2 separate regions of the Mus musculus genome follow, and region 2 is linked to region 1. A link is a loop called in an ENCODE intact Hi-C map of the cell type or tissue named here. Cell type or tissue: heart. All regions are shown on one strand.

What was found. Peaks named below come from ENCODE experiments on the same cell type or tissue, not always from the same donor. Only the 100,000 strongest peaks of a DNase experiment are listed, where the experiment ranks them.
Region 2: a loop joins it to region 1, with 2.5 times the contacts of the local background. A loop is called at or near these places in 3 of 42 quality-filtered maps.

The regions. Positions count from the first base shown.
Region 1 is chr13:43,559,253-43,561,752 of GRCm38, forward strand. It overlaps Mcur1 (mitochondrial calcium uniporter regulator 1), which reads right to left and starts at 939. Exons shown (of 9, transcript NM_001081059.3): 1 at 517-939. The coding sequence starts at 874. In heart, no CTCF peak of the experiment used is centred here; DNase peaks (open chromatin) are centred at 659, 1,009 and 2,019; H3K4me3 peaks cover 2,406 bases; H3K27ac peaks cover 2,405 bases.
Region 2 is chr13:43,421,560-43,424,059 of GRCm38, forward strand. It overlaps Ranbp9 (RAN binding protein 9), which reads right to left. Exons shown (of 14, transcript NM_019930.2): 7 at 992-1,104. Among named protein-coding and RNA genes, the nearest start is that of Gm26064, 3.0 kb to the right of the region's middle. In heart, no CTCF peak of the experiment used is centred here; no DNase peak of the experiment used is centred here.

The DNA of each region.
Region 1 (2,500 bases):
CATCAAAGCTCTGGTCACTCAATTTAAACGCACAGAGTTCTTCAAGTCTAAACATAAAGCCTCTATTTTTCTTTATACTATCTGTCAAATTAGTACAGTAAAATTAGCATGGATAAGTGTGTGTAGTCATATAGAAAAACACCTGCTGCATATCTTGCTTGAAGTAAGCTCCGGAAAGAAAAGATTTTGTTGAACAAATTACCCGAAACAGCTAGTAAAGTGCCAGGCAGAGAATGGGCGACAGCGGGCCATGAATGAATCAATAGTTTGGAATCAAAACGAAATGTCATCTCTTCATTCAGGGATCTGCGCCCCTCGGTCCTGAATGCACCGGCTTCTAGCACTTTTTCCACTTTTCCCTGGCTCCAACAGGTGTGCAAGGGCAGCCCCGAGTACGCGTGTCATCCGGAGCCAGGACACCGGGGCTCTGGGCTGCGAACCCTCGCCCTGGCGGCGTGGCTACAGCCCGGTCACCTGTGTGACCCGCTGTCCCTCCCTCCCTCCGTCCTTTCTCACCTCTCCGGCTGCTCGCAAGCGCGGCCACACGCCGGGCGCCCAGCCGCAGACGGCCCAGCGCGTTCCTGCCGGCGCCGAGCGCGGCCGCGGGGAGAACGAGCCCCGGGCGCGAGCGCTCAGCCAGCGTCCTACGCGGGGCGGTGGCAGTGGCGGTGGCGGCCAGGCGCGGGGAGGGCACGAGCAGGAGGAACAACAGCGGAGACGCGCGGGCCGCCCGTCCGCGAGGCCTCAGCCAGCTTCGTCCACCGGGCAGCGTGGAGACGCCCGGGCGCGCCGGAACTCCGCAGCCGGAGGACGGGAGCCGCTGGCGACTCGGTGTGCGCCTCGGCCGCTCGGCCGCCACGGAGCCGCTGTCCATCCCCGAGCGGGTCACAGGCCCGAGCGCGCACGCAGGTCGCTCCCGCGCGGCCCCGACTCCGAGTCGCCTCGGGAGCGAGCGTGGGCCGCCGCGCAGACCTGCCCTTTCCGCCGTCGCCACGCCTCCTCCCCATCGCCGCGGGCCTCGTCCCCGCCCTCCCTGGCCTCGCCCCTAGTCTGGTCGCCCCAGCCAGGCTCCTCCAGGCTTGCCCTCTGCCGGGTCCGCCTTTACATCCCCACGCCCCTGTTCCCTGCCTGTGGCCTGCCCTAACCTCGTCTCCCAGACAGGAACTAGGGTGAGCCTTAGCCATTTTCCGCTGCAGAATCACGTTGCTCTTTCGGCTCCTACGATTTACAGTTTCATTTCGCAGTTGCCCTTAAGAATGTTAATGGCTCCTTTGCCCTTCGCAGACCTTTGAGAAGTTCTTGACCAAGCTCGACTGGCTTAGATTTTTATTAACTAGCCGGGATCTCAAGTTCCCTAGGGTTGTATTTTAGGGACTTATTTACCGGGCATAGGGAACTATGCTTTCAGAGTCCATACACTCACAGCTAAATTTCCAGTTTTGATTTTGCTTTTCGTTTTTGAGACAAAGTTTCACTATGTAGCCTCCACTGTCCTGGAACTCTCTATGTAGACCAAGCAGACCTTGCCCGCTGACTGACGCGATTAAAGGCATGGACCACCACTTGGGACTACAGTTTTTGTTTTGGGTTAGAGCACATTAAAAGGTCCTAGTGTGGAAACGTAAAACGTAGTAGGGATATGAATGTTAAACTAGACTATGGCATAATAAGATATTTGAGACAGGCAGTGTTTTAGTTCCGAACTTTTTGAAAGACTGCTGCACTTTGCAGTTACCGGTCCTTTGTGTTATTTTGAGAAAGTTTGTTGGATGGATGAATAACAAGTACAAGGGACTATGCTGGGACAGAGAGAGGGAGGGGAAGGAAGGGGAGGGGAGGGGAGGGGAGGGGAGGAGAGGGGAGGAGAAAGAGAGAGAGAGGGAGGAGGACAGAGGAGAAAATGAAAGGACAAGACTGCCCCTCAGTATGTTGGTGGAGAGAGTCGCCAGAAAAGGGAAAGCATAGCCAGAGGCAAGAGACATCTGGGAAAGTCCAGAGGGTTGAACATGACCTTGAGCCTGGTCACGTGGGAGAAGTAGGAGGAGAGAGAGGCGAGCCAGGAGTTTAAAGGGTAGAGAAAAGGGGTTAGGTCACTAAAATGGTTGGATTATATGAAGAAGGGCATCTAAGAGAAGGGCAGCCCAGTCCCTGGACTGGAGACGTTAGGGTAGAGGGCAGACTAGGGCAAGGATCGGGTTAAGTAGTAAGCACTGACAGATGCTAAGAGAACCAGGGGCCAGGCCCGCTTTGAGGTGTTAAACAAGCACCTTAGTTAGCCCTTTGTCCTGGGTTTAAGACCTAACAGTTGTGTTCCTGAAGTGACCAGTACTTAGCGTTCCTCCTCCTCCTCCTCCTCCTCCTCCTCCTCCTCCTCCTCCTCCTCTTTTTTTAGCTAAGGGCTAAAAAATGTAGACAAACTGATGTGGAAAGTGCTGGGACCCATAATAAAAGAGCAGAGCTCTGGGCAGAGGAGTGTGTAAACAGATGCGGAAGACAGGTG
Region 2 (2,500 bases), 140 kb before region 1:
AGTATTATATTTTCAAACAGTAAGATTTAGAAGACTACACTTAAGAGAAGACATAAACTCTTACTGGCTCTTCAGACTCAGGCCTGGAGCCGCAGCCCTTGCCTAGGCTGGAGCTTCAGTAGACTAAAACCCTGAGTTAGTCACCTCCCCTGCTGAAGGAGGGCACTAGGGCAGGGGGAGGGAGCAGCATGCGGGGAGCACAGCACCAGCGCCTGGCTCACCCTAGCCGCCTGGCTCACCCTAGCCGTCGCACCTAGGACAAGATCCGTCCGCCCAGCCTACTGATTCTGTTTGCCTGTCCGATTTCCCACCCTGCCCATCAGGTGGGATCTACACTCACGGGCTGCAGTACTGACTTTGGAATGTCTGACTTACATCGGCTGTCAGTCTGCCTTGCCCTGATGAAAACAGTACCAGCCACAAGGCCCTAAGCAGTAACATACTTATGATCAACACTGCCTTAAATTTAGGCAGCAAATTAGAAGATATTTAAATTTCTTTCAAAGAAAAAACTTATTTCATATACTATCTCCACTACCTCATCAAGACTACCAAACCAACAAAAGGAAACTTTGCATCTCTGAAAGCTTAAGGCGGCTTTCCTGCCCCATCCTCCACCTGCTGGGTGCTGACACCTCCATCCCAACCCACAGGAAAGTCGGGTGATTTTTTAATGGAAACACAATAAAGCCATTTACTTTTAAAGTTCTAAGCTGCATTTCTACATTTAAAACTCCAGTGTGAACTTTTAAAACAAAACTGTCCTGAGTGTGGCATGAGGGTGAGCAGCTCGAGGTCAAGCCTGGGCTACAAAACCCTGCCACAAACAAAAACAAACACCTCAGAGAGTCAGTGCAGACAGATTTGGAGGCATCCACTTTAAAACAATATATTGGGGAAATTTTTAATAAAAATTAAGTTTTCTAAAAGTCAAAGCAACCAAATGTATGATTTAAAAACAAGTATTTGCTGTGTACCACAGTATTCTTACTTTGTCTATTCTTAATGGAAGCTAATTCTTCTAGAACAGTCTGGTCTGTAGATCTGGCAAAGGCCTCTGCTGTGGCACAGTACCCATGGTGGACTAAATAAGATGAAACCATTCTTAAAACAAAAAGAAGAAACACATCTTTTAGTCAGGAGAATACATGCTTCAGACTACAATTTTTGTTAACAAAGTACAACTTGGTATTACAAAAATCAATCTATTTCCTTGAAGCCTGGCTCTTCAATCTTCAATTTTAAAATAACTTGAGAGTAACATTTTGCTCTAGTTATGAATAGTCCAAAACATAATTTAAGATAAGACGAAAGACATTAAAATCGTCTTTTTTACATTTAATCCTTGGGTCCTATTACCCTGGTTCTTTATCCATGTTCCCATTATTCAATCCTACTAACCAAAATGTCTGTCTCACCTTAATTACAGACATCCCAAAAAGAGGTTAGTTCAGAATAAAACACCTAGCTTTGAGATAACTGATTAGTACTTGGTGTTCCGCAGTTCCAACAGCATTCTGTGTTCATCCTGCAGATGAGATGAGATCTCACAAGTGTGAGGAGAGACTCTAATGTTAGCCCAGAGAGAGAACTGCTCAGAACAGAGTCCACAAGAAACAATTAAACAATGTGGAATCAGTCTTGCATCAATTTGATCGTTTTGGACAGAAAATTCATTGTGCAAGATTTAAAGACAGTGATACATTTCTAAGACAACAAACTTCCTTTTAAAATATAGTTAGCAAAACTGGTAATCCAATATATTAATAAAAAACTTGTTACCTCCAATCACTATCTTCCCTAAACAATACACAAAAAGGTTTTCTTAATATTTAAATCATCCCCCAAGAGCTCCCAGGAACTAAGCCATCAACAAACATGGTGCCAGCTGCATATGTAGCAGAGGATGGCCTTGTCATGCAACAATGGGAGGTGGGGGTGGGTGGATGGAGGAACGTCCTCATAGAAGCAGGGGGAGGGAGGATGGGATAGGGAGTTTGGGGGGGCAGATAAGGGGATAACATTTGTAATGTAAATAAAATACCCAACAAAAAGAATAAAAGAAAAAAATTTAAATCAAAGAACCTTTAAAGCAATTATAAATATACTTTCACAACCATGGCATACTGATGATATATTTGAAGATGTTGGCTATTTTACTGGCCTAGATTATACAATCAGAATGGTTTAATTTAATGGTATTTAACTTTTGTATATATGCAGTCTACATCAGTCTTTAACAACTGTCACTTAATGCTAGTGCTATCTAGGCACTGTCTCTAGACTTTTGACAGACATATAGTCTAGAAAAGTCGAGTGTCACAGGAATTCAATTTTGTTGCTGCTCCTTACAAAATTCTATGAAATAAAGCATATAAAGCCACTACAAAGCTCTTCCTCCTAACAGATTTTAACACTTACTTTCTTCTCTGCTGCTGGCCATCCTCCATTATTATTAATGAATTCAAAGTATATATGCTGCACTTGGGCTAACTCCACA